2 separate regions of the Homo sapiens genome follow, and region 2 is linked to region 1. Evidence: read pairs that join two places in POLR2A ChIA-PET (ENCODE). Cell type or tissue: HepG2. All regions are shown on one strand. Links, peaks and the distances in the headings refer to the core of each region. The heading gives the core; the rest is flanking DNA.

Evidence for each region. ChIA-PET counts read pairs that join two places held together with the same protein. Peaks named below come from ENCODE experiments on the same cell type or tissue, not always from the same donor. Only the 100,000 strongest peaks of a DNase experiment are listed, where the experiment ranks them.
Region 2: POLR2A ChIA-PET joins it to region 1 with 5 read pairs; 8 of 35 experiments call an interaction of 5 or more read pairs at or near these places.

The regions. Positions count from the first base shown.
Region 1 is chr3:49,492,908-49,509,191 of GRCh38, forward strand. The region is part of intron 1 of DAG1 (dystroglycan 1); the gene reads left to right. Among named protein-coding and RNA genes, the nearest start is that of DAG1, 31 kb to the left of the region's middle. In HepG2, for the core only: no CTCF peak of the experiment used is centred there; a DNase peak (open chromatin) is centred at 7,954; H3K4me3 peaks cover 360 bases.
Region 2 is chr3:49,382,298-49,398,581 of GRCh38, forward strand. All of the region lies in intron 1 of RHOA (ras homolog family member A), which reads right to left. Among named protein-coding and RNA genes, the nearest start is that of RHOA, 22 kb to the right of the region's middle. RefSeq lists enhancers at 4,116-4,670, 4,671-5,224, 6,435-7,204. In HepG2, for the core only: no CTCF peak of the experiment used is centred there; no DNase peak of the experiment used is centred there.

The DNA.
Region 1 (16,284 bases), core at 2,957-10,956:
AACCCACAGCTTAATTCTTCAGATGCTTTATCTTCATTTCTCATGTATCTTCAGTTGGCTTCTAATGTGAGCACATAAATGCCCTGCAGAATTTCTTTCCCATCTTTGTGCAAATCATTATTTTTATTCTTTTTTTTTTTTTTTTTTTTTTTGAGACGACAGGGTCTTGCTCAGTCACCCAGGCGGGAGTGCAGTGGCATGATCATGGCTCACTGCAACCTCAACCTCCCAGGCTCAAGCGATCCTCCCACCTCAGTAGCTGAGTAGCTCAGATTATAGGCATGCGTCACCACACTCAGCCAATTTTTTCATATTTTGTAGAGACAGAGTCTCCCTGTGTTGCCCAGGCTGATTTCAAACTCCTGGGCTCAAGCAATCCATCAACCTTAGCCTACCAAAGTGCTAGGATTACAGGCATGAACCACTGTGCCTTGCCTGCTTTTCATTTTTAATCCTTGGGTTCTAAAATGCAAGAATTAATTTCCAAATAATTAGTATGGAATGGAATCCCACTTTTTCCTGTGTGCTGAGAGAATGATCAAAGATCACAGAAAAGAGATGGAGACAGAAGAAGCTGAGAGCAAGGGCATCTTTAAGGATTTCTTCAGTCTTGTTAATCTGGGTGTAAATTCTGTGTGGCTGACAGCCTCTGAGGATCCCTTGAAGTTTTGAGGAGGAGGAAAGCGCTTGAGAGTAATGGATTTACTTGATTTTACTTTGTATAGAAGAGCCTGAACTGGACATATCTCCAGGTATGTGCTGTGGTCTTTAACAAGCAGCCCAACATCCTTTGCTGGGGAAGGCCAGCAATGTGGGAGCTAGTGGGGCCTAGCCCAGGAGCCTTGCGTTCACCAGGTCACTGGGAACTGGTGCTTTCTGATGCACCTCTATGCAAGCCTGATTCTGAAGTCAGATGTGGTGGGCATCCCTGTCCATAGTGTTGGCCTGGCCCACCATTTCACTGGTCATAGAATGGCTGTAGCTTTGCAGAGCAGGGATTGCGAGAATGGAAGAATGTCTTTTGGCTCTTCTGCTCTAGCTTTTGGAAGTACGTCAGAGAAGTTTGTGATTTTTTAGAATTTGTAGCTGTGGCAAGGCTGAAGCAGGTAAAAGGGCCAATTAGAACCATCTGTGGGAGGGAAGGAATTCTGTTAGCAGGAAGGAAAACCTGAGCAAAGGGAGTGGGTGGTAGTTTTGTCTTGTTCTTTTATAAACACAGTGTGTTGATATGGCAGTTCCTGGCATGGGTGAAATATTTTTGATGGTTGAGCATTAAGAATGTAGCCAAAAACAAGAATGTGGCTAAAAGCAAGTCACCACTTTAAACACTGAAGATTGAAGCATTTGCCTAGATAAATATTCTGCAGTGAATATGCCAGAATTCCCACATACCTGTTTGGCTCCTGAGGCATTGTGCTTAGGGTCCCAGGCCTTTATTACAGGGGCTGCTGGCAGGGTCAAGGGCTGGGTTGCCTGGAGCTTCCCTGACATTTCGCCTCACTCCTCTGTTTTGGAGTCTAATTGGCCAATTAGGTCAGAAAGGCCACCAGCCAGCACACTTTTTCTAAATTTAATTCATCATTGCTAGATTAGCATATTAATTTTGAGCTATGGCACTTATTTTTAATCTTTCGTAGTGTAATGGAAAAAATACCAGAAAGCTCAGCATTGAACTTCAAAGTGTGAAATCAAGTGATCATTGCCTTTATGCTTGGTGAATTATTATTATTATTTTTTTTTTTTTGGAGACAGAGTCTTGCACTGTCATCCAGGCTGGAGTGCAGTGGCGTGATCTTGGCTCACTGCAACCTCCGCCTCACAGGTTCAAACGATTCTCCTGCCTCAGCTTCCCGAGTAGCTGGGACTACAGGTGCCTGCCACCACGCCCAGCTAATTTTTGTATTTTTAGTAGAGACGGGGTTTCACCATGTTAGCCAGGATGGTCTCGATCTCTTGACCTTGTGATCCACCCGCCTCAGCCTCCCAAAGTGCTGGGATTACAGGTGTGAGCCACCGGCGCTTGGCTGCTTGGGGAATTATTTAGGGGATTTAGTGGAATTTCCTTTCCTGTACTCTGTGGGCATCTGCTGAGTACCTGCTTGGTGCCAGGCATCTACTGGGAGAGAAAGCAGCAGAGTCAATGCTGTCAAGACCCCTGCAGTGGACCTCTTCTCCCCCTTTTCTCTCAAGGGAACCATTGGCATCCAGCCTTGACCCCCAGTAGACACTGATCATCCAGCCCCCACAGGGTAGCCCCACTGTACCTTTGTACTGAGTTGGTGAGGGGATGGGATAGCCAGGGGGAGTTTGGGGAAGTCAGAAGGCAACTTTCAGTTTCTATTAGAGTAAGCACTTGGAAAATGTCTGTTTATAATGTATTAGTATAAATACTTGGTTTGTTACCACTTGTGTTTCCTGATTTAGTAATGTATATAAATCTTAATTGAATATTTTTGTGTGAAACTTGGAAAGACTGCATCTATAGCAAATAAAGCCTCACACCTAGCACAGGGTAGGTAGTTGGTAAACATGTGCTGAAGTGTTAATTGTTGGGCTGTCTTCAGAGAATTGTAGTTTGCTTTAATTGCATTTTTTGATGCAACGCGGGTGCAAGGGTGTGGTAATTCATTCCCACTTGGATTCTGCTGAGGCTGGCCACCCACCTCTCAGACTTATTCCCCCACCACCTCTCCACCTCCTACTCTAGCTGCTGCAGCCAAATGGACAGTTAGGGCCGGGCACAGTGGCTCATGCCTGTAATCCCAGCACTTTGGGAGGCTGAGGCGAGCGGATCACAATGTCAGGAGTTCGAGACCAGCCTGGCCAATACGGTGAAACCCTGTCTGTACTACAAATACAAAAATTAGCTGGGCGTGGTGGCAGGCACCTGTAACCCCAGCTACTCAGGAGGCTGAGGCAGGAGAATTGCTTGAACCCGGAAGGCAGAGTTTGCAGTGAGCCGAGATCGTGCCACTTGCACTCCAGCCTGGGCGACAGAGCGAGACTCCGTCTCAAAAAAACAAAAACAAAAACAAAAAAACAGAAAAAAAAAAACCCCAAATGGATGGTTTGGCCTGGTCCTTATCTTTGGCCTCAGTTTATCCTTTTCTGTCTTCAGTGTCTTACCTGGGCACTGGTGATTAAAGTACTGGACCATGTCATCACGGGGATATGCCCCTAAAAGCCTCCTAAAGTATTTTCTTCTGAAGTCTAATTGGTGTAACTAAGTAATGTTTTCTAAAATATTGTGGCAAAATATACATAACATAAAGATGGTGTATTTATTTATTTATTTTGCTTTGTCACCCAGGCTGGAGCACAGTGGTGGAGTCATGGCTCATGGCAGCCTCAACCTCCCAGGCTCAAGCAGTCCTCCCACCTCAGGCCAAGTAGCTGGGACTACAGGTCCATGCCTACGTACTTGGCCAATTTTTTAAATTTTTAACTTTTTTTTTTTTTTTTTTTTTTGAGATGGAGTCTCACTCTGTCGCCCAGACTGGAGTGCAGTGGCGCGATCTCGGCTCACCACAACCTCCACCTCCCAGGTTCAAGCAATTCTGCTGCCTTAGCCTCCTGAGTAGCTGGGATTACAGGCGTGTGCCACTGCGCCTGGCTAATTTTTTTTTGTATTTTTAGTAGAGACAGGGTTTCACCATATTGGCCAGGCTGGTCTTGAACTCCTGACCTTGTGATCCGCCTGCCTTGGCCTCCCAGAGTGCTGGGATTACAGGCATGAGCCACTGTGCCCGGCCTAAATTTTTTTTTCTTTTTTTTTTTGGCACAATCTCGGCTCACTGCAACCTCTACCTCCCAAGTTCAAGCAGTTCTCCTGTGTCAGCCTCCTGAGTAGCTGGGACTACAGGCATGCACCACAACACCCAGCTAATTTTTGTATTTTTAGTAGAGATGGGGTTTCACCATGTTGGCCAGGATGGTCTCCATCTCTTGATCTCGTGATCCACCCACCTCGGCCTCCCAAAGTGTTGGGATTATAGGTGTGAGCCACTATGCCTGGCCTAAATTTTTTTTTGTAGAGATGGGGGTCTCACTATGTTGTCCAGGCTTATATTTTAATATACCATCTTAACCATTAAAAATGTTTTTTTTAGGGGCTGGCTGTAGTGGCTTGTCCCTATAGTCCCAGTGCTAGAGGAGGCTGAGGCAGGAGGATTGTTTGAACCAGGAGTTTGAGACCAGCCTGGGCAACATAGTGAGACCCTGTCTCTACAAAATAAAAACTAAAAAATGGCCGAGCATGATGGTTCACACCTATAATCCCAGCACTTTGGGAGGCCGAGGTGGGTAGATCACCTGAGATCAGGAGTTCAAGACCAGCCTGGCTAACATGGTGAAATCCCATCCCTACTAAAAATACAAAAATTAGCTGGACGTCATAGTGGGCACCTATAATCCCAGCTACTGGAGAGGTTGAGGCGAGAGAAGCTCTTGAACCCAGGAGGCGGAGGTTGCAGTGAGCCGAGATTGTGCTGATGCACTCCAGCCTGGGTGACAGAGCAAGACTCCGTCTCAAAAAAAAAAAAAAAAAAAATTAAAAAATGAGCCAGGCATGGTGCTGTGAACCAGTAGTCCCAGTTGTGGGAGGCTGAGGCAGAAGGATCACTTGAGCCCAGGAGTTTGAGGTTACAGTGAGCTATTACTGTACCACTGTACTCCACCCTGGGGGATAGATTGAGAGACTGTCTCTCAAAAAAAAAATAAAAATAACCCCAAACCCACCTTTTTAAATTGTGAAAAACACAATATAAAACTTAACCATCTTCAAAGTCAAGTATACTGTTCGGTAATAAATAATGTTTAACGCAGTGTATGGACTTCAGTGGAATGTAGAAGGAATTCTTTCAGTGAGCCCCATTACGTACCATGTTAAAATCTACTCAGATTAAAAGCCATGGTTCAGTGGAGAATGACTGTTCTGGGTTTTGAACCTTGCTTTTCTTCCCTTTCCCTAGAACATGTCTGCACCTGGGTGGATTTATACCTAGGTTTTAAACCTTTGCTTCTGTCTTTGTTGGAAAAAACCAAACCACCGCCAGCAGAAGCCACTGCCCTTTGTTTATCTGTGATAAGTGAGAATTTGTAAGAATTTTCCAAGTGAGAGAAGTGTTCAAAGTAGCTTTTATGTTTGATAGAATGTGTAGTGCTTGCCTCTCAGGGGTGGTATTTTTTCTCCCACGTATTTTTACCTTTAAATCTCTTGCTGTATATGTGACCCTGGCTCCCTTTGGTTGGTCCTCCAGCTCCCTGATGGTCCTGGGGCTCCCTCCATATCACTGGTGGTATTTCCACATTGCCTGCAGTTTAGGTAGGAACCTGTCCCATGTCAGGGAAACCCTATCTGTCCCCTGAACTGAGCACTTTTAATTTTAGGGTGATACCTTGAATCTTCACCAGTCACTTGACTTCAGACCTTTCTCATCTGACGCCAAGGAGTCAAAAAGGCCTGTTTTTAACTAGAAGCAGAGACATTTGCCATTTTTTTTTTTAATATTTGGAGCTCAAATAAACAATGACTTCACACCACTGTTTTCCACTGTGTTGAGTACATCCTGTTGGCCATGATATTGAGCAGTTTTAAACTGGTTAACCTTTCAGAAACTTTATATTAATGTTGGACTGACAGTTAATATTTAACTTGTCAAAGTGATTTTTGCTAGATTGAACCTGAAGTGGTTAATATTTCTGCTTTTTATGTTTTCCAAAACCATTTAAAATAGGAACATGGTATTTTATTATTTTAATCTGGTTTCAAAATGAATATCCCATTTTCTTTATTATTATTATTATTAATTAATTTTTTTTTTTTGAGATAGGTTCTTGCTGTGTCACCCAGGCTGGAGTGCAGTGTTGTAATCTCACTGCAATCTCACCATCCTGGGTTCAAGCAGTTCATTCACCTCAGCCTCCCAAGTAGCTGTGATTACAGGCATGCGCCACCATGCCTGGCTGAACTTTGTACTTTTTTGTAGAAACAGGGTTTTGCCACGTTGCCCAGGCTGGTCTTGAAGTCCTCAGCTCAAGCAATCTGCCCACCTCGGCCTCCCAGAGTACTGGGATTCTAGGTGTGTGCCACTGCACCTGGCCATTCCTTAAATGTTTTAATGACTGTGGCAAATGATAGCAATTTAACAGCTTAACTACTATTTTTAGGTAGCGTAGCTATTTGGGAGTAGGGGCTCCTAGGAGTGGTGGGATGGGCTACCTCTGCCAAATTTTGTGTGGTTAATAATGGGTTGAGTCTCCCAACTTTTCTTTTATTCTTGGGAAGCAAAAACTAATAGAGAGCTGTTGTTTCAGAGTTTTTAGGTTAAGATGTGTGAAAGTTTCAGAGCCGGGTACAGTGGCCTGTGCCTGTAGTCTCCTATTTGGGAGGCCGAGGCAGGAGGATCACTGGGGAGTTCAAGGCTGGTGAGCTATAATTGTTTCTGTGAATAGCCACTGCACACTAGCCTGGGCAACATAGTGAGACCCTGTCTTAAAACTAAAAACAGAGGTACTTAAAAATATATATATCTGAAAGTTTCATTCACTGTGAGTTTTTCTATGGATGAGGAAACATTAAGTTTATGGCAAATTGAGTTGGTGCCCCATGTGCATTTGTTCTTCACATCTGTTGAGTGGAAAGCATTTATTAACTGAGTTCCCTGTGTGCGTGGGCACTCATAGCTCTGGGGAGGCAGCCTGAGTGGAACAGAGCCGCCTGTTCCATAAGGCTGTCTGGACAGAATGGGGTCATAAGGGCCTGGCTCCTCATGGGCATCTCCCCTTTCCTCCCACCAAGCAACATCCTTTGGTTGCATCTTCCTGGGGGATGGTATTGGTGGTGGTGATGGGAGGGGCCAGTGGGATCCTTACCTGCTGAACCTTACCCTTGGATGCCTGGTGTCCTTGCCAGTTACTGTATAATGTTTTTGATTTCCTAGTTATATCCCTGATGACTGATCTGATAAACTTTAAATATACCTGCCTCTAGGGTAGCTTTAATATATTTTGGCTACAAAGGTCACTACCTTTTAGGTATTATTGATAACTTGACATTTTACTTCTTCTTCTTTTTTTTTTTTTTTGAGACAGAATCTTGCTCTGTCGCCCAGTCTGGAGTGCACTGGTGTGATCTTGGCTCACTGTAGCCTCCGCTTCCCGGGTTCAAGCAATTTTCCTGTCTCAGCCTCCGCTTCCCGGGTTCAAGCAATTTTCCTGTCTCAGCCTCCCGAGTAGCTGGGATTATAGGTGTCCGCCACCATGCCCGACTAATTTTTGTATTTTTAGTAGAGATGGGGTTTCACCATGTTGGCCGGGCTGGTCTTGAACTCCTGACCTCGTGATCTGCCCGCCTCAGCCTCCAAAGTGCTGGTATTACAGGCGTGAGCCACTGCACCTACCTGGCCTGACATTTTACTTCTGCCCATCACTTGAGAGTCCCACATATCACAACTGGGAGGAAGGGAGTGCCTGGTCATTGGCAGATGCGAGCCACTTACTGGCCCTACCCCAACTAGCTCTGGTTCTTCTGGCTGAGGGTGTTTATCTGCAGTGAGTCTCAGGGTCTGGGGTCTGGGGCAGTGCTGAGAGCTTAGACTCAGTTGTGGGTACTGCACTGGGTGCTGGCACAGAGGAATAAGGTTCCCATTCCCACTACTCGAAAAAGAGCTTCTGTAGCTCCTGTCAGCCAGTGGTGAATCCAGCTAAGACATGTTCTTGGGCTGCCTTGAGCACTTCCTACTCTCTTTTAGAGGATATAATGTGAATGAGTGTGAGGTGTTAAATTGGGTAGCTGTGTCAGGAAGACTAGGTGGCTGTGGCCAGAATCTTGCCAGAATCTTTCTGTGGTTCCCAAGCACTCTTTTCTCCCACAAGTTCTGGCCACCAAGCTGTATGTGACCACGACTGAGTATTTACCTCTGTTTGGACCTTGGTCTCTGAACCACGAGGAGGAGGATCTCTGTAGCGTCTCTATCTGAATGACTGAGTGTATGAGTATGAGACTGTGTAAAAAAAACTTCCAGAGGGACATTCTGATACAAGTATATGGATGCAGCCTATCAGATTCCTAGCACAGGCAGACATGACCCTTGCTTATAGGAAGCCAGCATCAGAAAGACAAAAGGGTGTTTTATTACCAAGTTGCAAAAAATTTTTCTCCTTAGAGCATGGAAAACCAACACATAGTAGTTGGAGTTGTGCCCTGAACATCGCCTGCCTGCTAAATGCAGAGCACTTAGTCATGCCCATGAAACAGACACCCCATGTCGTCATGTGTCCGCAGATAGCAGACAGCTTAAGTTCCTGGTAGGGCAGGGTGTGTCTCATAACTGACTGTTTTTAAATAAGCTGAGAATTTTAAAATTGAGAATGAGATTGGAATAGTGAAAGATCAGCTGGATCTAATAAGTGAAGTAAAGACTAAAGATGATGGGAAGAACCTGAAAAAAAGGTCCTGTGTCTCCCCATTCATTCATTAGGTGTATGGTGTATGTCTGGCACTGGATGAGTGCTGGGCACATATTAGTGATTGCAACAGATGTATCCCTGCTCTCCCACAACTTATAGTCTTGTGGGGGTGTTGGTTGAGCTGAGCCATTTACTAAATTAGAATTAAAATGCGTCTGGGCATGGTGGCTCATACCTGTAATCCCAGCACTTTGGGAGGCCGAGGTGGGCAGATCACCCGAGGTCAGGAGTTCAAGACCAGCCTGGCCAACATGGCGAAACTCTGTCTCCACTAAAAAATACAAAAATTAGCCAAGCGTGGTGGCAGGTGCTTGTAGTCCCAGCTACTTGGGAGGCTGAGGCAGGGAGAATTGCTTGAACCCGGGAGGCAGAGGTTGCAGTGAGCCGAGATCATGCCACTGTACTCCAGCCCGGGTGACAGAGTGAGACTCCCTCTCCAAAAAAAAAAAAAAGGATTAAAATGCATAAGAAAGGAAAAGGCCAGTAAAGAAAACACTATGCAACAGTAAAGAAAACTGTAGGCCAAGCACAGTGGCTCACGCCTGTTCCCAACACTTTGGGAGGCCAAGGCAGGAGGATTGCTTGAGCCCATGAGTTTGAAACCAGCCTGGGTAATATAGTCTGTATCTCTTCAACAAAATTTACAAATTAGCCTGGTGTGGTGGCGCACACCTGTAGTTCCAGCTACTTGAGAGGCTGATAGGAGGTTTTCTTGAGCCCAGAGGTTGAGGCTGCAGTGAGCTGTGATTACACCATTTCCAGCCTGGGTGACCAAAAAACCAAAACAAAAACTACACAGAAAAGAGTTGAAGAAAAACCTTCAACTTGGAGCACTTTATAGAGATCTGAGGAGAAGACCCTCACCAGAGTACTGGGACTGCTGGTTGTTGAGAAGGAGTTCCTGGTGGAGGACCCCTCAGACATCACTGGAAGTTAAATGGTTCTTGGAACTGATGCCCATAGGGCTCCTCCATCTATGTACATGGTCATTTGGTCCCTTTTGCTGAGTGTGGCACTTAACATTGCTGGTGAGCCTGTGGTGGGCAAAAGTGACCCAGCCATCTACTGATGGCAGGGAGGGAAGGTTCCTGCGGAGGAATGGGTCTGAAATCCTGTGAGCCACCTGGTCCCATGGGCCTTGGAGTGTGGAACAAGGTAGTAGAGAGGAAAGAGGACAATGTTTTACCTATTACTTATCTCACATTGATGACAGGAATCAATCAAACTATATCGTGCTAAATTGTAAGACATCTTTAACTTTCTTTTTTTTTTTTTTTTTTGAGACGGAGTCTTGCTCTGTCGCCTAGGCTGGAGTGCAGTGGTGCGATCTCGGCTCACTACAAGCTCCGCCTCCCGGGTTCACGCCATTCTCCTGCCTCAGCCTCCCGAGTAGCTGGGACTACAGGCGCCCGCCACCACACCTGGCTAATTTTTGTATTTTTAGTACAGACGGGGTTTCACCATGTTGGCCAGGCTGGTCTCGAACTTCTGACCTTGTGATCTGCCCGCCTTGGCCTCCCAAAGTGCTGGGATTACAGGCATGAGTCACCGCGCCCGGCCAGCACTTTCTGAGATTTACGCATGTTGATACTTGTTTTAGTTTTTTTAATTGTCCTACAGAGTTCCATGATATTCCATGAAAGCCTATTGATATATTTTCCAGTACATGGACATTAGGATTGTTTTTAACTTTCCAGTGTTGCAGTGAACATGCGTATGCCATCTCTCCATATATGTTTGCACTTTCCTGTCTGTGTGCCTAGGAGTGGAAGGGCCCAGCTACATGGTGAGTCTTCTCCAGGGTGCTAGGGCAGCTCACAGCTCCCACCAACAGCCATGTGGTCCTGTTCCCTCAGTGGTGTCACATTGGAACATTTTGGCCCATCTGATTGGTGTGGAAAGGTTTTTGCTGTTACTTTAATTTTCTTTTCCCTGATTATTGGTAAGGTTGAGCATCCTTTTTGTAAGTTTACTGCTATTCAGGTTTTCTTCTCTGTGAATTACTTGTTGGTTCGTTCTTCCTATCTTCAGCCCATTTTTATTGTTTTAGGTTGCTTGATATTTTTTGATAAGGATTCATTACCTATCACATGCATTGAAAAAGCTTTTTCCCAGCCTGTGGTTAGCCATTTTTTTCTTTCTTTAAGGTGTCCTTTAGTCATTAAAAATTATTGGCCAGGCCTGGTGGCGCATGCTTGTAATCCCAGAAGTTTGAGAGGCCAAGGTGGGTGGATTGCTTTAGCCCAGGATTTTGAGACCAGGCTGGGCAACATGGTGACACTGTCTCTACAGGTACAAAAACATAGCCAGGTGTGGTAGCACATGCCTGTGGTCCCAGCTATTTCGGAAGCTGAGGTGGGAGGATCGCGTGAGCCCGGGAGGTCGAGGCTGCAGTGAGCTGTGATTGTGCCATTGTACTCCAGCCTGGGCCACAGAGTGAGACCCTGTCTCAAAAAAAAAAAAAGAAAAAAGAAATTTAAAGGTTTTTTTTTGAGACAGAGTCTTACTGTGTCAGATTTAAAATTCAAATTCAAATTTATCTTAAGATTTAAAAGATTTTTTGAGATAATTGTGAATTCACAGTTGTTAGAAGAGGGATCCTATGTACAGTTACCCAGTTCCCCCCATGGTAACATCTTGCAAAACTATATAGTACAATATATATCACAGGCAGGATATTGGAAATGGTATAGTCAAGGTACAGAACATTTCCATTGCCACAGGATATTTTATGTTGTCCTTTTATAGCCACATCTACCTCCTTCACAGTCTGACCCCCTTCTGTAACTTCTGGCACCCACTAATCAGTTCTCTGTTTCTATAATTTTGTCATTCAAGAATGTTATAAAAATGAAACTATATAGTATAGTATGTAACCTTTTGGGGTTGGCTTTTTTTTTTCACTTAGCAAGATTGCTTGGAAATTCATCCAAGTTGTTGAGCGTATCCATAGTTCATTCATTTTTATTGTTTATTAGTATTCCATGGTATGCATGTACCATAGTTTGTTTAATCATTCACCCATTGAAGGACATCTGGGTTGTACCATTTGTTGAAAAGGCAATTTTTTCCCCGTTGAATTGCTTTTGCATTGTTGTCAAAAATCACTTGGGTATATTTGTGTATGTCTATTTCTGGATTCCCTATTATATTCCATTTGTCTATGTATCTGTCCCTCCACCAATACAGTCTTTTTTTTTTTTTTTTTTTTTTTTTTTTTTTTTTTTTTTGACAGAGTCTCACTCTGTTGCTCAGGCTGGAGTGCAGTGGCACGATCTCGGCTCACTCCAACCTCTGCCTCCTGGGTTCATGCCATTCTCCTGCCTCAGCCTCCCCAGTAGCTGAGTAGCTGGGACTACAGGCGCCCGCTACCACGCCCAGCTAATTTTTTTTTTTTTTTTTTTTTTTGTATTTTTAGTAGAGACGGGGTTTCACCATGTTAGCCAGGATGGCCTCGATCTCCTGACCTCGTGATCCACCCGCCTCGGCCTCCCAAAGTGCTGGGATTACAGGTGTGAGCCACTGTGCCCAGCTGTATTCCCTATTATATTCCATTGGTCTATGTATCTGTCCCTCCACCATTACAGTCTTCTTCTTTTTTTTTTTTTTTAATTTTAAAATTACTATTGTTATTTTTGAGACAGGGTCTTGCTCCGTTGCCCAGGCTGGAGTGCAGTGGTGTGAATGTGGCTCACTGAGCCTTGACCTGCTGGGCTCAAGCGATCCTCCCACATAGCTGAGGCCACAGCTGCATGCCACCACACTTGGCTAATTTTTAAAATTTTTGTAGAGATGAGGTCTTACTGTGTTGCCCAGATTGGTTTCTAACTCCTGGGCTCAAGTGATGCTTCTGCCTCAGCCTCCCAGATTGTTGGGATTATAGGTATGAGCCACTGCACCCCGCCCTTATTTTTTTTTAATTACTATGTTGCCAAGGCTGGTGTCAAACTCCTGGGTTCCTCCGTCAGCCTCTTGCGTAGCTGGGATCACAGGTGTATGCATAGTTTTCAGCATACAAATTGTGTACATGTTTTGTTAGATTTGCACCTAAGTAATTTTTTTGAATAGTTTAAATGATACTGTATTTTTAATTTTGGTGTCCACATGTTGCAGTATATAGAAATACAATTGATTTTTGAATGTTTTTGTGTTCTGTGACCTTGTTGAACTCACTTATTATAGAACTGATATAGGACTATAAGGAGTTTTCTTATGGATTCTTTGGCATTTTCTACATAGACAATTATGTCATCTGCAAATAAGGGCAATTTTATTTTTTCTTTTCCAATCTGTATGCCAAACTTTTTTTTTTGAGACGGAGTTTCGCTCTTGTTGCCCAGGTTGGAGTGCAATGGCGCCATCTTGGCTCACCGCAACCTCCACCTCCCAGGTTCAAACAATTCTCCTGCCTCAGCCTCCTGAGTAGCTGGGCATGCACCACCATGCCCGGCTAATTTTGTATTTTTTTTTTTTAGTAGAGATGGGGTTTCTCCATGTTGGCCAGGCTGGTCTCGAACTCCCGACCTCAGGTGATCCACCTGCCTCGGCCCCCCAAGGTGCTGGAATTACAGGCGTGAGCCACCACGCCCGGCCTATTTTTTTTTCTTTTTTTTTTTTTTTGAGTCAGAGTTTCACTCCTGTTGCCCAGGCTGGAGTGCAGTGGCTTGATCTCGGCTCACTACAACCACCGCCTCCTGGGTTCAAGCGATTCTCCTGCCTCAGCCTCCTGAGTAGCTAGGATTACAGGTGCCCGCCACCACGCCTGGCTAATTTTTTGTATTTAGTAGAGATGGGGTTTCACCATGTTAGTCAGGCTGGTCTTGAACTCCTGACCCAGGTGATTCACCGGCCTCAGCCTCCCAAAGTGCTGGGATTACAGGCGTGGGCCACTGCGCCTGGCCACTATACTTTTTTTCTCACTTTATTGCACTAGCTAGAACTTCTAGCATTATGTTGTATATGAATGGTGATAGTGGACATTCTTTGCCTTGTTTCTGTTCTTAAGGATAAGTCACTCAGTTTGTCACCAGTAAATACAGTGTTAGCTGTAGGGGTGTTTGGTAGATGCTCTTTATCAAGTTGAAGAAGTTCCCCTCTGTTCCTATTTGTCTGAGAGTTTTTTTATTATGAATCAGTGTTGAATTTTGTCAGACACTTTCTCTGCATCAATTGGTATGACCATGTGATTTTTTTTCTGTAGCCTGTTAATATGGTTAATTTTCAAATATTGAGCTGATTAATTTTCAAATATTGAGCTCTCCTTGCATCTCTGGAATAAGTACCACTTGGTCGTGGTATATATTTCTTTTAATATATTGCTGAATTCTGTTTGATCATGTTTTCTTAAAGACTTTCGTGTCTGTTTTCATGATAGATACTGGTCTATAGTTTTGTTGTAATATCTTGGTTTGATTTTGATATCAGGATAATGCTACCTTAATAGAATGAATTGGAGCCAAGTATGGTGGCAAATGCCTATAGTCCTAGCTACTCAGGAGGCTGAGGTGGTGGGGACTGCTTGAGCCCAGGAGTTCAAATCTAGCTTGGGCAATGTAGCAAGACCCCATTTCTAAAAAAGAAAAATGAAAAAAAAAAAAGAAAAATAAGTAAAAAGTTAAATAAAGAAAATTCAATATATTAAAACAAAATGAATCAGGATGTGTTTCCTCCTTGTCTGCTTTCTGGAAGAGTTTGTGCCTGGCAGTGGCTCATGCCTGTAATTCCAGAACTTTGGGAGTCCAAGGCGGGTGGATCACTTGAGGTCAGGAGTTCAGGACCAGCCTGGCCAACTCCTTCTCCAAAAAAAAGAAAAAGAAGAAAAAGAAAAGATTGGTAGAACTTACCGCTGATGTCATTCAGGCCTGTAGATTTCTTTTTGTGGGAGTTTTAAAATTACAAATTCAGGGTCAGGCGTGGTGGCTCACACCTGTAATCCCAGCACTTTGGGAGGCTGAGGTGGGCGGATCACCTGAGGTCAGGAGTTCAAGACCAGCCTGGTCAACGTGGCAAAACCCCGTCTCTATTAAAAATACAAAAATTAGCTGGGCGTAGTGGTGGGAGCCTGTAATCCCAGCTACTTGGGAGGCTGAGGCAGGAGAATTGTTTGAACCTGGGAGGCGGAGGTTACAGTGAGCCGAGATTGTGCACTACATTCCAGTCTAGGTGACAGAGCAAGGCTCCATCTCAAATAAATAAATAAATTTAAAAAAAAATTACAAATTCAATTTCCTTAATATTTTTCTTTTCTTTTTTTTCTTTTTTTTTCTTTTTCTTTTTCTTTTCCTTTCCTTTATCTTTTCCTTTTCTTTTGAGACAGTCTCAATCTGTCATCCAGGCTAGAGTGCAGTGGTGTGATTATGGCTTATTACAGCCTTGAACTGCTGGGCTCAAGCCAACCTTCTTCCTTAGCCTCCTGAGTACCTGGGACTTCTGTCTTAAAAAAAAATTTTATCCTTTCTGCCTCTGTAAAATAATTTTCTTAATAGAAATTATATCATATTGGATGAGTTGTAGTAGTTTGTATTTTTTGAGAGGAATCTGTTCGTTTAGTTTGATTCATATTTGTCTGTGTAGAGTTGTTTATAGTGTTTCCTTATTTTTCTTTTGATGTCTGCAATATCTAGTGATATCTCCTGCTTCATTGTTGATGTTAGTAATTGTCTTCTCTTTTTTCTTGTATCATTCTTGAGATCAATTTTATTAATCTTTTCAAATAACTAGTTATTTGTTTCAATGGTTTTTCTCTGTTTTTGTTTTCAGTTTCATTGGGGTTTTTTGCTTTTTATTATTTCCTTCTGCTTGCTTTTGGTTTATTTTGCTTTTTTTTTTTTTTTTTTAATAATGAGATGGAGTTTTGCTCTTGTTGCCCAAGCTGGAATGCAATGGTGCATTCTCAGCTCACTTCAGCCTCTGCCTCCTGGGTTCGAGCAATTCTCCTGCTTCAGCCTCCCGAGTAGCTGGGATTACAGGTGCCTGCCACCACACCCGGCTAATTTTTGTATTTGTATTTGTTTGTGTATATGTATGTATGTGTTGTTTTTGAGACAGGGTCTTGCTCTGTCACCCAGGCTAGAGTGCAGTGGTGCAGTCTCCGCTCACTGCAACCTCTGCCTACCAGGTTCAAGGGATTCTCCTGCCTCAGCCTCCTAAGTAGCTGCGACTTCAGGCGTGCACCACCACGCCTGGCTAATTTTTTGTATTTGTAGTAGAGACGGGGTTTCACCATGTTGGCCAGGCTGGTCTTGAACTCCTGACGTCAGGTGATCTGCCTGCCTTGGCCTCCCAAAGTGCTAGGGTTACAGGCGTGAGCCACCATGCCTGGCATGTATTTTTAGTAGAGACAAGATTTCACCATGCTGGCCAGGCTGGTCTTGAACTCCTGACTTCAAGTGAACCTCCTGTCTCAGCCTCCCAAAGTGCTGGGATTACAGGCATGAGCCACTGCACCCGCCCGCCAGGCCTCAAAGCATTTTTCTAAGCCTCATTGTTACAGTTGCCACATGAATGTATCTCTATATATACATGTATACATTTTTTTTCTTTGAATCATTTTGAAGTGAGTTGCAGAGTGTTTGACACTTCATCCCTAAGTACTTCAAAATACAATTCATAAGATTGAGGATGATTCCCTATAGAGTCTTACTACCATCATATCACCTAAGAAAAATAACAGTAAATCCCATTTCCAGTTTACACGCAAAATTCCTCAATTACCCCTTTGGGAGCTGGACTCATGGGTTTTTTTAAAAAGTAAATCCAGAATCCAGTCAAGAGATACACATTGTCTGGGCAAGATTGCTTACCTTTCTAATCCTG
Region 2 (16,284 bases), core at 4,760-12,759, 110 kb before region 1:
GACAGAGAGAGACTCCGTCTCAAAAATAAATAAATAAATAAAATAAAAAAATAGACACTGGGCGTGGTGGCTCACACCTGTAATCCCAGCACTTTGGGAAGCCAAGGCAGGCAAATTGCTTGAGCCTAAGAGTTGGAGACCATCCTAAACAACACAGTGAAACCCCATCTCTACCCAAAATACAAAAAATTAGCTGGCTGTGGTGGTGCGCATCTGTGGTCACAGCTACTCAGGAGGCTAAGATGGGAGGATCACTTGAGTACAGGAGGCAGAGGTTGCAGTGAGCTGAAATCATGCCACTACACTCCAGCCTGAGTGACACAGTAAGACCCTGTCTCACCAAATAAAGATTTAATAAACTTTACATCTCTCATAAGGCCTAATCTGCATGGGCTTTTGCCCAAAGTCAAACAACCAGGACCCTATGGGATGCAAAGAAACGTCAACAGGAATTCCCCAGTTCAAGAAAAGGCTGCTTTGGCCGAGTGTGCTGGGGTTCATGCCTGCAATCCCAGTACTTTGAGAGGTGGGTGGATCACCTGAGGTCAGGAGTTCGAGACAAGCCTGACCAACATGGTGTAACCCCATATCCACTAAAAATACAAAAATTAGGTGGGCGTGGTGGTGGGCACCTGTAATCCCAACTACTGAGATGCTGAGGCAGGAGAATCACTTGAACACAGGAGGCAAAGGTTGCAGTGAGCCGAGTTAGCGCCATTGCACTCCAGCCTGGGCGACAAGAGCAAAACTCCATCGTATCAGAAAAAAAAAAAGAAAAAGAAAAAGAAAAGGCTGCCACCTTTGCGTAGCACCCTACCTAGAAGACATTCAATTCTTGAGAAATAATCTCTTTCGGCCAGGTGTGGTGGCTCACGCCTGTAATTCCAGCACTTTGGGAGGCCGAGGCGGGCAGATCACGAGGTCAGGAGATCGAGACCATCCCGGCTAACATTTCTACTAAAAATACAAAAAATTAGCCGGGCATGGTGGCAGGCGCCTGTAGTCCCAGCTACTCGGGAGGCTGAGGCAGGAGAATGGCGTGAACCCGGAAGGTGGAGCTTGCAGTGAGCTGAGATCACACCACTGCACTCCAGCCTGGTCTATAGAGCGAGAATCCATCTCAAAAAAAAAAAAAAAGAGCTATCTTTGCTTTGTTTATAGTTCAACATGCCCACAATATTTGTTCCAGTATTGACTTAAATCTTCTGTTATGGTTTGAAAAGTTTCCTTATAGATGGGGAATAAATCATTGCCTGTCCTTGGGCCCTCTCCAGCCCCACCTTCCCCTCTGCACTTTCAGCCTGCACTCCATTCCTTCCGGGTGCTCTGGTGTGTCTGAGATTACTGCATGTGTCTTCTATTCTGTTTGTGCCTTCCCTTCCTAGAATGTCCAGACTCTGTCTCCACCTTTGCTTATAGGGAGGGAATTCACGTTTAAAGACCCTAGTCCAGCCAGGCACGGTGGCTCACGCCCATAATCCCAGCACTTTGGGAGGCTGAGGTAGGCGGATCACTTGAGGTCAGGAGTTCGAGACCAGCCTGGCAAACATGGCAAAACCCCGTCTCTACTGAAAATACAAAAATTAGCCGGGCATGGTGGCATCTGCCTGTAATCCCAGCTACTTGGAAGGCTGAGGCACGAGAATCACTTGAACCTGGGAGGTGGAGGTTGCAGTGAGCCGAGATTGCACTACTGCATTACAGCCTGGGCGGCAGAGTGAGACTGTGTCTCAGAAAAAAGAAAGAAAAGAAAAAGAAAAATATCTGATAAAGAACATTTGGCCCAGAAAAAGAATAAAATCATTTAGCCACTAATGGTGACAAAGACAAAAATTACAAGTGATTATCGGACAAAATGAAAGCCTAAGTGATTTCTGGGATACTGGGAGTGCGGCAATACACAGAAGTTGAGAAGTAAAAAGTACAAGCACAGAAAATCAAACTTGCTGTTTTCTCCTTGAAAAACGCAGGAGAAATTTTGCAGAATTATCTCTCCTTTCCACTTTGCTATAATGCAGCATTCTTTACAAGTACATGGTTTGTCAAGAAAGGAAATCACGCTTAGCTCTCCCAGACGTGTCATTTTCCAGGCTAGGTTTAGTCTCAGAAATAACTTATAAGTTTGGAGTAGAGGTTTATTTAACCAAAAGTCAGTTATATCTAATTAAGTCACCAGTAACAATACACAAATAACAGTATTTCTTTTACAACTTTTAATTTTTTTTTTTTGAGACAGGGTCTCACTGTCATCCAGGCTGGAGTGAGGTGGTGTTATCATGGCTTACCACAACCTTGACCTCCCAGGCTCAGGTAATCCTCCCACTTCAGTCTCCCAAGTAGCTAGGAGTACAGGCACACACACCACGCCCAGCTAATTTTTGTGTTTTTTTTGTAAAGATGGAGTTTCACCATGTTGCCCAGGATGGTCTTAAACTCCTGGGCTCAAGTGATGCCCCCACTTTCTAAAAATTTAATTATCTTGGCTGGGTGCAGTGGCTCACGCCTGTAATCCAAGTACTTTGGGAGGCTCAGATGGGCAGATCACTTGAGGTCAGGAGTTCGAAACCAGCAGCCTGGCCAACATGGTGAAACCATTCTCTACTATGAACACAAAAATTAGCCTAGCGTGGTGGCAGGCACCTGTAATCCCAGCTACTCGGGAGGCTGAGGCAGGAGAATTGTTTGAACCTGGGAGGCGGAGGTTGCAGTGAGCTGAGATGGCACCACTGCACTCCAGTCTGGGTGACAGCAAGACTGTCTCGGGGGAAAAACAAATTTAATTATCTTTTATGTAGAGACAGGGTCTTGCTGTGTTGCCCTGGCTAGTCTCAAACTCCTAGCCTCAAGTGATTCTCCCGTGTTGGCTCCCTAAGTGTTGGGACTACAGGGGTGAGCCACTGCGCCTGGTCCATTGCCCCCCTACCTTTTTTTTTTTTTTTCTGAGACAGAGTCTTACTCTGTCGCCCAGGCTGGAGTGCAGTGGCGCGATCTTGGCTCACTGCAACCTCCGCCTCCCAGGTTCAAGCAATTCTCCTGCCTCAGCCTCCCAAATAGCTGGGAGGCGTCTGCCACCACGCCTGGCTAATTTTTTTATTTTTAGTAGAGACGGGGTTTTACCATGTTGACCAGGCTGGTCTCAAACTCCTGACCTCAGGTGATCCACTTGCCTCGGCCTCCCAAAGTGCTAGGATTACAGCAATGAGCCACCGCACCCAGCCCCCATTGCCCATTTTTAAACTCAGTTGTTTTTTTTATTTTTTTGATGATGCCCTTTGGGGCACAACGTTTTTTATTTTGTTGAAGTCAAATTTATCTATTTTTCCCTTTGGTTACTGATGGTTTGGTGGCATATCTAAAATACCACAGCCAAATTCAAGGTCGTAAAAAAAATATATATGCTTCTTTCTATAGTTTTAAGTCTTACACTTTAGGCCTTTGATTCATTTTGAGTTAATTTTCATACATGATATGAGGTAAGGGGTCCAACTTCATTCTTTTTCATTTGGAAATCTAGTCACCTCAGCATTATTTACTGAAAAGACTATTTTCCCCCCAACTGGATGGTCCTGGCACACTTGAGAAATCAACTAATTAGCAACTGAGGGTTTACTTTGGATTAATCCTATTCCATTGGTCTATATTGTCCACCTTTATACTAGTACCACAGTCTTGATTACTGTTGCTTTGCAGTAAGTTTTAAAATCTGGAGGTGTGAGTCCTCCAGCTTTGTTTTTTTCCAAGATTATTTTGGTTATTCTGGGTCCCCTGAATTTTGGTATGTATTTTAGTAACAGTTTGTCAATTTCTGCAAAAAAGCCAGCTGGAATTTTGATAGGAATTACACTGAATCTACAGATCGATTTGGGGAGTACTGTCATCTTTACAATGTTAAGTCTTCTGACATATGAACATGGACGCCTTTCCATTTATTTAGGTCATCTTTCATTTTTTTACTTCCTCTTTCCTCCCTTCCGTTTTCTCCTTATACTTAGAACCACAGGCATCAAACTAAATGTAGGGAAGCCTTGTCTCCCACCACTACTTTGTAGAAGAGGAAAAATATAAGAAACAGCTAACAAATAATGCAGTTATAAACTTTAAACAAACAATCCTCGCAACAGTCCTCCTGTAAGTTCTAATACTCTCATTTACAAATGAAGAAACTGAGTATGGAAAGGCTAATTTGTTCAACGTCAGTCGCACTGCTAGCCAGTAAGAGGCAGAATTGGACACTGAAGTAAATTAAGCAATCCGTTTCAGAGTACACATTTCTAAACATTCCACTGTCTTACCCTCCTTCCTTCCCCGTGTCAAGAGAAGTGATTCTACAGCTTTAGCGTATTATTCTCCTTTGCCTACTCAGGCAAACCTTGGTGACACTGAAAGACTCGATTAATTAATATGCAACTTAGGGCGATTAACTAGTTTGAATATTTTTCCTTAACTTCACAAACTCAGTCTCTGATGTATTTGATTAACTCTGTCTATGTCTATATTCAGTATGACCGTATGGGCTTTTTAAAACTGTTACATGACCGGGCGTGGCAGCTCACGCCTGTAATCCCAGCACTTTGGGAGGCCGAGGCAAATGGATCACCTGACGTCAGGAAATCGAGACCAGTCTGGCCAACATGGCAAAATCCCGTCTCTACTAAAAATACAAAAAAAAATTAGCCAGGCATGGTGGCGGGTGCCTGTAATCCCAGCTACTCAGGAGGCTGAGGCAGGAGAACCGCTTGAACCTGGGAGGCGGAGGTTGCAGTGAGCCGAGATCACGCCATTCCACTCCAGCCTGGGCAACAAGAGAGAAACTCCGTCTCAAAAAAAAAAAAAAAAAAAAAAAAAAAAAAAAAAAAAAAAAAACAGGCCGGGCGTGGTGGCTCACACCTGTAATCCCAGCACTTTGGGAGGCCGAGGCGGGCGGATCATGAGGTCAGGAAATTGAGACCATCCTGGCTAATATGGTGAAACCCCATCTCTACTAAAAATACAAAAAATTAGCCAGGCATGGTGGCACGCACCTGTAGTCCCAGCTACTTGGGAGGCTGAGGCAGGAAAATTGCTTGAACCTGAGAAGCAGAGGTTGCAATGAGCCGAGATCGTGCCATTGCACTCCAGCCTAGGTGACAGAGCGAGACTCCATCTCGGGGGAAAAAAAAAAAAAGGGTCGGGCGCGGTGGCTCATGCCTGTAATCCCAGCACTTTGGGAGGCCCAAGGTGGGCAGATCACGAGGTCAGCATAGAGACCATCCTGGCTAACACGGTGAAACCCCGTCTCTACTAAAAATACAAAAAAAATTAGCCAGGCGTGGTGGCGGGCACCTGTAGTTCCAGCTACTCAGGAGGCTGAGGTAGGAGAATGGTGTGAACCCGGGAGCAGAGGTTGCAGTGAGATCACACCACTGCACCCCAGCCCGGGGGACAGAGCGAGACTCCAGGTCTCAAAAAAAAAAAACAAAAAAAAAAACCCTATTATGTTTGTTTTCTATGCTTTTATGATGTTTTTGCATACATTTCTTTTAGATGTGTGTATCTTTTTTCTGTACACACCAGAGGAAGAAATAATAACAATGTCACATATGTTTGAGTCACTCTGAAATCATCAACTCTTGGTTCTTTGGTTCTAGCATGTCTTACACCTGTTTACTCTTACTGTTTTAATGTCTGTTTACTCATTACAGATGATGTCAAGGAAGGGGATGGCTTTCTCTTTTTTTTTTTTTCCTGGAGACAAGGTCTCACTCTGTTGCCCAGGCTGGAGTGCAGTGCTGTCATCAAGGCTCACTGCAGCGTCAAACTCCTGGGCTCAGGTGACCCTCCCACCTCAGCTTCCCGAGTAGCTGGGACTATAGGTGTGTGCCACCATTCCCGACTAAATTTTTTTCTATTTGTGTGGGTGTGTGTGTGGAGACGGGGTTTTGCCATGTTGCCCAGGCTGGTCTCAAACTCCTGGGCTCAGTGATGAACTCCTGGGCTTAAGTGACCCACCCGCCTCTGTCTTCCAAAGTGGTGGGATTATAATAGGTGGAGCCATGACATCCAGCCAGCTGTGGCTTTCTGAGCTTTAGGGAGCTCTGCTATAGAAAGAATGATAGGTGAAGGCCAGTCCTTTTCACACTTTACAAGTCAAAGTGATTTCCTGGGATAACTATAGCTCATCTGCATTGCTGCCTGCCTTGCTTATCTGGGTGCTGAGTGTGGGAGTGGTGTGTCCATCATATGTTCTTCAGATGCTACAGTGGCTACTGACTATGCTTCAGTAGGTAAATTAAAACCATGCATTAATGAGCAACTCTCCGCATTTCACATAGCAGTCTTTGGTAATTTTCTCACATTTGTGTGACCATGATGCTTACTCACATTTGTCTGGACAACTTCCTGAAGGCCTTCTGGAGCTGTTCAATGGGCCAGCCCACTAATAACTAATTTAGTATCTCACATTTTGAAATGTGGAGCTGTTCAATGGCCAGCCTACTAATGACTAATATCTCACACTTTGAAATCTTTGTTCATTAGCTTTTAATTAACAAAACAATCCTATCTAAGCTACATATCTAACCATGTGTTATAGCCATACAGTGGAGTACTACTCAGCAACAATAAGGAACGAAGTACAGTACTGTACTGAAACATGCTACAACATGGATGAATCTTGAAAATACTATGCTCAGTAAAAGAAACCAGTCACAAAGAACCACATGTTTCATACCATATTTGTATGAAATATCCAGAATAGGTAAATCTACAGAGACAGAAAGCAGCTGCTGGGCGTGGTAGCTCACGCCTGTAATCCCAGCACTTTGGGAGGCCGAGGCGGGTGGAACACCTGAAGTCAGGAGTTCAAGACCAACCTGGCCAACCTGGTGAAACCCCATCTCTACAAAAATACAAAAAAAAAAATCAGCCAGGCCTGGTGGCGTCCACCTGTAATCCCAGCTACTCGGGGGGCTGAGCTTGCAGTGAGTGAAGATTGTGACATTGCGCTCCAGCCTGGGCGACAAAGCGAGACTCCATCTCCAAAAAAAAAAAGGAGCATAGTGGTTGCTTAGGGATGAGGCTAATAGGGACTCTCCAGGCAGAACCCAAGAAGAATGTGTGAGCTTAGTTTGGGGTTCAGCAGCACTTGCTGAGAGGAACCTGCTGTGCTTCTCAGATTCCCTAGGCCCATCTTGGAAGGACTTAACTCCAGAACAGGTTCTGAGCGGCAGGTCTATTTCCAGCCACATGTCATTAATAGACTAATTCCTCTGCTGAAAAAGAGTCATGACACTTCTTACTTCTTACAGCAGTGAACAGACTCAGGAGCTCTGTTCTGTCCAGAATTCCAATAGCTAACAACTTACAATAAATAAAAGTTACAGAAGCCGGGCGCGGTGGCTTACGCCTGTAATCCCAGCACTTTGGGAGGCCGAGGCAGGCGGATCACGAGGTCAGGATATTGACACCATCCTAACACAGTGAATCCCAGTCTCTACCACACACACAAAAAATTAGCCGGGCGTGGTGGCAGGTGCCTGTAGTCCCAGCTACTTGGGAGGCTGAGGCAGAAAAATGGCATGAACCCAGGAGGTGGAGCTTGCAGTGAGCCGAGATGGTGCCACTGCACTCCAGCCTGGGCAACAGAGTGAGACTCCACCTCAAAAAAAAAAAAAAAAAAAAAGTTACAGACAAAACAGTAAGACTTGATTAGTAGGCCCAAGTACACATACTGATTTAGAAGACAGAAGCAAATCAGTTTCACAAAAGGAGCCTTCCCCTCCTTTATTGGCGGGTCCCCGTCCATCTATAATACCCACAGACTGTGAGAAGCAAATAGCTTTGACAGTCCGTTGTCAGGAATTTTTTTTTTTTCTTTAAGATGGAGTCTCACTCTGTCACCCAGGCTGGAATGCAGTGGCACAATCTCAGCTCACTGCAGCCTCCACCTCCCGGGTTCAAGCGATTCTTGTGTCCCAGCCTTCTGAGTAGCTGGGACTACAGGCACCCGCCACCACGCCCAGCTAATTTTTGTAGTTTTAGTAGAGACGGGGAACATCTTGGCCAGGCTGGTCTTGAACTCCTGACCTTGTGATCCACCTGCCTCGGCCTCCCAAAATGCTGGGATTACAGGCGTGAGCCACTGCACCCAGCCTTAATTTTTGTATTTTTTGTAGAGACGGGTTCACCATGTTGGCCAGACTAGTCTTGAACTCCTGACCACAGGTAATTCGCCTGCCTTGGCCTCTCAAAGTGCTGGTATTACAGGTATGAGCCACCACGCCCAGCCCCATGTCAGGATTTAATTCACACCTTACTTGGGATGCTAGCCAGTTTGAACCAGTCAACATGTAAAAGGAAAATACAGATGTAACAAAAGTTGGACTGGAAAAACACGTGGCTTAATCCTCTGTCTAATATTCCAAGGAAAATTTACAAATTTTGATAGAGTGACAGTAGAGAAACTGAAAAAATCTATTTCAGAAAAGGTAAAAGGCGTCATGGATATTAATATAAAAGAGTACGGGGCCAGGTGTGGTGGCTCTCCCCTATAATCTCAGCATTCTGGGAAGCTGAGGCGGGCAGATTACTTGAGGTCAGGAGTTCGAGACCAGCCTGGCCAACGTGGTGAAACCCCGTCTCTACTAAAAATACAAAAATTAGGCTGGATGCAGTGGCTCATGCCTGTAATCCCAGCACTTTGGGAGGCTGAGGCAGGAGGATCACGAGGTCAGGAGATCGAGACCACCCTGGCTAACACGGTGAAACCCCGTCTCTACTAAAAATACAAAAAACTAGCCAGGCGTGGTGGCATGCACCTGTAGTCCCAGCTACTTGGGAGGATGAGGCAGGAGAACCGCTTGTACCCGGGAGGCAGAGGTTGCAGTGAGCCGAGATCGCACCACTGCACTCCAGTCTGGGTGACAGAGCAACGCCGTCTCAAAAAAAAAAAAAAAGAAATACAAAAATTAGCCAGGTGTGGTAGTACACACGTGTAGTTCCAGCTACTAGGGAGGCTGAGGCAGGAAGATCAGTTGAACCCAGGAGACAGAGGCTGCAGTGAGCCAAGATCACACCACTGCACTCCAACTTGAGCGACAGAGTGAGAATCCGTCAAAAAAAAAAAAAAAAGTAAAAATTATACATACTTAGGCAGCAGAGTCACTGCTTCAAGTGTGAACACAACAGACAAAAAGTCTGGATTGCATTCAATCCTACAACTGGTAATGTCACAGCTTCACTGCCCAACGTGGTAGCTACTAGCCACATTGTGACTTTCTTTTTTTAAGACAGAGTTTCGCTCTTGTTGCCCAGGCTGGAGTGCAATGGCGCGATCTCAACTCACTACAACCTCCGCCTCCCCGGTAGCTGGGATTACAGGCATGCACCACCATGCCCGGGTAATTTTGTATTTTTAGTAGAGACGGGGTTTCTCCATGTTGGTCAGGCTGGTCTGAACTTCCCAACCTCAGGTGATCCGCCCACCTCAGCCTCCCAAAGTGCTGGGATTACAGGCGTGAGCCACTGTGCCCGGCCTAATTAATTTATCTTTTTTTTTTTTTTTTTTTTTTGAGACAGCGTTTCGATCTTGTCCCCCAGACTGGAGTGTAATGGCACGATCTCAGCTCACTACAATCCTGCCTCCCAGGTTCAAGTGATTCTCCCGCCTCAGCCTCCCAAGTAGCTGGGATTATAGGCATCCACCACTATGTTCGGCTCATTTCCGTATTTTTAGTAGAGACAGGGTTTTGCCTTATTGGCCAGGCTGGTCTCGAACTCCTATCTCAAGTGATCCACCAGCCTCAGCCCCCGCAAAGTGCTGGGATTACAGGCGTGAGCCACCACACATGGCCAATTAATTTATCTTTAAAAAAACAAACAAAAACAAAAAAACAATGCTGGTCAGGCACAGTGACTCCCACCTGTAATCCCAGGATGTCTGAGGCCAGGAGCTCGAGACCAGCCTGGGCAATACAGTGAGACCTCATTTCTACAAATAATAAAAATTAGCCAGGCGTGTTGGTGAGTGTCTGTAATCCCAGCTACTGGGTGGGTAAGGGTGGGAAACTGAGGTGAGAGGACAGCTTCAGCCAGTAGGTAAAGTCTACAGTGAGCCATGATCATACCATTGCTCTCCAGCCTGGGTGCCAGAGTGAGTCCCTGTGTCAAAAACAAGAACAACAAAAAACTGATGTTTAAATTTTAAAATATTCTTCCTTTTTATCAAGTAAGTAAAAATTTTAAAGTATTGAATAAAAGACAGGTCTTGCCATGTTACCCAGACTGGTCTCAAACTCCTGAGCTCAAGTCATCTGCCTGCCTCAGCCTTCCACAAGTGCTGGGATTACAGGTGTGAACTACTGCACTTGGCCTAAAATTTTTCATTTTCAAATTCAGTTCCTTGGCCACACTGACCATATTCAATGCTCAATAGCCACATGTGGCTGGGAGCTATGGTACTGGACAGTGCAGATATACAGCACGTCCACCATCACAGAAAGACAACGCTGTTCTAAACATGTCTCCCACAGCTGCTGGATTGGTCAAAGAAGACATATCCACAATTTAATGTCACAAATTTTTCCAGAAAATGGTCACCACAAACATCAGGTCTTTTAGAGGCCAGGCGTGATGGCTCACTTCTGTAATCCTAGCACTTTGGGAGGTCAAGGGGGGTAGATCAGCTGAGGTCAGGAGTTCAAGACCAGCCTGGCCAACATGGTCAAACCCCGTCTCTACTAAAAATACAAAAATTACCCAGGCATGGTGAGCGTGCCTGTAATCCCAGCTACCTGAGAGGCTGAGGCAGGAGAATCGCTGGAACCTGGGAGGCGGAGGCTGCAGTGAGCCAAGATCGCGCCACTCCAGCCTCGGCAACAGAGCAAGACTCTGTCTCAAAAAATAAAAAAATCAGGTATTTTAAAGATAAATTCTAAGTGCTCCCATCCATCTTTTACGCTTCCTTCTTAGTCACTCTGCCACCTACTACTGCAGTATAATGGTGATCTTCTCCTTGCCAGGCCCAGTGGCCTTGTGTCAACTTTTTTTTCCAGAGAGGGTCTGCCTCTGTCACCCAGACTGGAGTGCAGTGACGTAATTATGGCTCACTGCAGCCTCAACCTCCCAGGCTCAATCAGTTCTCCCACCTCAGTATCCCAAGTAGCTGAGACCACAGGCACACACCACCACGTTTGGCTAATTGCTGTAGAGATGGGGTTCCATCATATGGGCCAGACGGGTCTCCAACTCCTGGGATCAAGCGATCTACCTGCCTTGGCCTCCCAAAGTGCTCAGATTACAGGTGTAGGCCACTGCACTGGCTTTTTTTTTTTTTTTTTTTTTTAAGAGGCTCAGCCTCAAGAACAGTTAGGACCACAGGTCCCTTGTCTCAAATTCTCTCTCTGTGTGTGTGTGTGTGTGTGTGTGTGTGTGTGTGTGTGTGTGTGTGTGTGTGTGACAGAATCTCGCTCTGTCGCCCAGGCTGGAGTGCAGTGGTGCAATCTCGGCTCACTGCAACCTCCGCCTCCCGGGTTCAAGCAGTTCTCCTGTCTCAGCCTCCTGAGTAGCTGGGATTACAGGCATGCACCACTACGCCTGGCTAATTTTTTTTTTTTTGAGATGGAGTCTCCTCTGTTGCCCAGGCTGGAGTGCTGTGGCATGATCTCGGCTCACTGCAAGCTCCACCTCCCGGGTTCACGCCATTCTCCTGCCTCAGCCTCCCAAGTAGCTAGGACTACAGGCACCCGCCAACACGCCTGGCTAATTTTTTTATTTTTTATTAGAGACAGGGTTTCACCGTGTTAGCCAGGATGGTCTCAATCTCCTGACCTCGTGATCTGCCTGCCTCAGCCTCCCAAAGTGCTGGGATTACAGGTGTGAGCCACCGCCCCCGGCCTAATTTTTGTATTTTTAGTAGAGACAGGGATTCACCATGTTGGTCAGGCTGGTCTCGAACTCCTGACCTCGCGATCTGCCTGCCTCAGCCTCCCGAAGTGCTAGGATTACAGGCGTGAGCCACTGCATCCAGCTCCTTGTCTCAATTCTTATTGCCCCGACTGGTCTCATACAAACCACTTTTTTGTTTTTGTTTTTCTGAGATAGAGTCTCTCTCTGTTGCCCAGGCTGAAGTGCAGTGGCATGATCTTGGCTCAATGCAACCTCCACCTCCCGGGTTCCACCAATTCTCCTGCATCAGCCTCATGAGTAACTAGAATTACAGGTGCGCACAACCATGCCCAGCTAATTTTTGTAATTTTAGTAGAGATGGGGTTTGACCATATTGGCCAAACTGGTCTCAAACTCTTCACCTCAAGTGATCTACCTGCCTCGGCCTCCCAAAATGCTGGGATTTCAGGCGTGAGCCACTGCATCCGGCCACAAACCACTGTCTTCTATGGGCCATTCCTTGTTCTAGCTACTAGAGATACAGCTTTATCTGGAAAACACTCAGGGAAAACAGCACAATGTAATTAAGTGCTGTAACAAAAGCTTATCTTCTCTGGTATGAACTCAGAGAAAAGGCAAGTGATTCTGCCAGAGAGCTTCAGATAAGATGATATCTGACCTGGATGGACCTTGAAGAAGGAGGACAAGTCCCCTGGAAAGAGCGGTAACGATGGTTCAGGAATACTTTCTAAGGTGAGGAAACAGCTTGAGCAAATAACCTCAATGACCAGTAACACAAGAATTTGGCGGTCGGGCGCGGTGGCTCACGCTTGTAATCCCAGCACTTTGGGAGGCCGAGGCGGGCAGATCACGAGGTCAGGAGATCGAGACCATCTTGGCTAACACGGTGAAATCATGTCTCTACTAAAAATACAAAAAAAAACAGCCGGGTGTGGTGGCAGGCACCTGTAGTCCCAGCTACTCGGGAGGCTGAGGCAGGAGAATGACGTGAACCCGGGAGGCGGAGCTTGCAGTGAGCCGAGATCGCACCACGGCACTCCAGCCTGGACGACAGTGCAAGACTCCGTCTCAAAAAAAAAAAAAGAATTCAGAAAGGAGATTTTTGAAAATAAGGGTGGAAAGATGGGGCGATGGTTAGACCAGAGGATATGGTATGTCATGCAGAGCAATCTGCATTCTATTCTGTAAGGAAGGGAAAGCCACTGGACCAGCACAATCAGGTCTGTAATTAATAGAGAAACAAAGCCTGGCCGGGCACGGCTGTTCACACCTGTAATCCCGGCACTTTGGGAGACTGAGAGGGGTGCAGATCACCTGAGGTCAGGAGTTCAAGACCAGCCTAGCCAACATGGTGAAACCCCATCTCTACTAAAAATACAAAAATTAGCCAGGCGTGGTGGTGGGCGCCTATAATTTCAGCTACTCGGGAGGCTGAGGTAGGAGAATCGCTTGAACCCAGGAGGCGGAGGTTGCAGTGAGCCAAGATCACACCACTGCACTCTAGCCTGGGCAACAGAGCGAGACTCTGTCTCCAAAAAAAAAGAAGAGGAAGAAACAGAGCCTTGGCAGGGCACGAAAAGTGATTGAGTGGTTAACTGGATAGGGATGAGAAAACTATGGCAAGGGTATGAGGGTGCCCAAAAGAAAGAACCCTAATGGAAGGGGAGGTGGAATGGGCACAATCTAAGGAGGCGTTTTCCAAACCTCACAAACATTTCCCCACAGTCAGCTGAAAAATATCAGTGCCCAGGTAAGCTGTTATTACAGGTAAAAACAGCATAGTCTTCCAGTGTATGGAATGGAGAGGGGCAGTGATCTAGCCAAAGAGTGCCACCAACACAAAGGAAGTGGTGGTCATGAAGAAGCCAGAAATAACTGAAATGCTCAAAAAGGTATGATGATAATGAACACCAAGAAAAAAGGAAGAACACATTACAAGAAAAGAGTCCAAACTACATGCTTGCAAAAAGAACACAGGTCTATGAGGAGGTGTCCAGCAACAGGAGAAAACCTTTTCATATAGCCACAGGCAAGAGTAGATGGCAGTGAATTGAGAAAACGTGGGCACTGAGATATGTGGTGGAAAATGTTCTTTCAAGAAGTCAGCCCGGGGCCAGGCCTGGTGGCTCACGCCTGTAATCCCAGCACTTTGGGAGGCTGAGGAGGATGGATCATTTGAGATCAGGAGTTAGAGACCAGCCTGGCCAACATGGTGAGACCCTGACTCTACTAAAAATACAAAAAATTAGTTGGGCGCGGTGGCTCGCACCTGTAATCCCAGTACTTTGGAAGCCAAGGTGGGCGGATCACGAGGTCAGCAGTTCGAGACCAGCCTGGCCAACATAGTGAAACCTTACCTCTACTAAAAATACAAAAATTAGCCGGACATGATGGCACACGTCTGTAATCCCAGCTACTCGGGAGGCTGAGGCAGGAGAATCGCTTGAACCTGGGAGGTGGAGGTGTCAGTGAGCCAAAATCGTACCACTGCTCTCCAGACTGGGCAACAAGAGCAAAACATCACACACAAAAAAAGTCAGGCCGGGTGCAGTTATCAGCACTCTGGGAGGCTGAGGTGGGAGAACTGCTTAAGCACGAGTTCAACACCAGCCCGGGCAACATAGTGAGACCACATCTTTACTAAAAAAAATTTTTTTAAAGTAGTCAGCCTGGGCTTGGTGGCTCATGCCTATAATCCCAGCACTTTGGGAGGCTGAGGTGGGAGGATCACTTGAGCCCAGGAGTTCAAGACTGGCCTGGTCAACATGGTGAGAGCTTGTCTCTACAAAAAATAAAAATATTACCCAGGCGTGGTAGCATATACCTGTGGTCCCACCTACTCTGCAGGCTGAGGTGGCAGGATCGCTTGGGCCCAGGAGGGCAAAGTGGCAGTGAGTAGTGATCGAGACACTGCACTCCAGCCTGGGTGACAGAGCAAAATCCTGTCTCAAAAAAAAAAAAAAAAAAAGTCAGAAAATAAATGTTACAACATGGATGAACCTTTAAAACATTGCATAAATGAAAGAAGCCAGTCACAAAAGACAATATATGATTCCATTACACGAAATATCCAGAATAGGCAAATCTATAGAGACACAAAGTAGATTAGTGGTTACCTAAGGCTGGGCGTGGTGATAGGGAGATTGAAGATGACAGTTGAAGAACATAGGGTTTCTTTTTGAGGTGATAATAATGTTCTAAAATTGACTGTAGTGATACACGTAAAACTCTGTGAATATACTAAAACCCACCAAACTGTTCATTTCAAATGAATGGTGTGATATATGAATTATATCTCAGTAAAATTGTTACCAAAAGAGTTGGTTTTTGTTTTTTTAAAAAAAATAAGCGTTGAAAGTATGGCAGAGACTGCCTGCTTATCTGCCTCAATAGCTTTCCCCTTCATAGTCACATGGCTGCCAGTTATAAAGACTACATTTCCCAGCATTCACTGCAGCTAGGTGGGGTATTAAGATCTGACCAACAGACTGTATGCAGAAAATGATGATGCAGGAGAGCAGAGAACTGCTAGAGCAACATTACGAGATTAGAGGGGAACGAGATTTCGCTTGCAAGTGGAAGGGCTGACCTTAGATAGAACAATGGACTCCCAAGGGACTGATCCACAGGAATAGAAAAATAAGTAAGAAGCAAGATCATAACAGCTGATAGAGGCAAGGAAAGGGAACAGGAGATTTGAGCCAAAGGACATGGTGCTATATTATCCTAAAAGCAGGAGAATAAACGGACTAAGGAATCTTAGCGGGACTGCTAGGCAGTGCTAAAAGCAGCCACCTTTGAGGTCAAGGGTCCATGAGTTCAAAGAGAGACAAGTCAGTGAATTTTTTCTTTCGCTACATTCAGTCAAAAGCACAGAATAGGTAAAGAGTAGGATTTAGGCTAGGCGTGGTGGCTCACACCTATAGTCCCAGCACTTTGGGAGGCTGAGGTGGGCAGATCACTTGAGGTCAGGAGTTTGAGACCACCCCGGCCAACACGGTGAAACCCCATCTCTACTAAAGTAGCCAAGTGTGGTGGCGCGCTCCTGTGGTCCCATCTACTCAGGAGGCTGAGACACGAGAATTGCTTGAACCCAGAAGGCGGAGGTTGCTGTGAGCCTTGAGATCGCACCACTGCACTCCACCCTGGGTAACAGAGCAAGACTTTGTCAAAAAAAAAAAGTAAGATCTAAACCAGGGCTGAGATTTTGCCAGGTAACATAAAATGAGAGACAGAACAAGAAATGGAGAATACATAAAAGGGGGTAATTACAGTGATAAACTAAAGGTAAGGAGCAGTGAAAGGGTAGGCAGTAGCATCAATAGATGTTAAGCCCCAGTGGGGGCTTAAAGAATTTTGCTGGCAGGGCGCGGTGGCTCACGCCTGTAATCCCAGCACTTT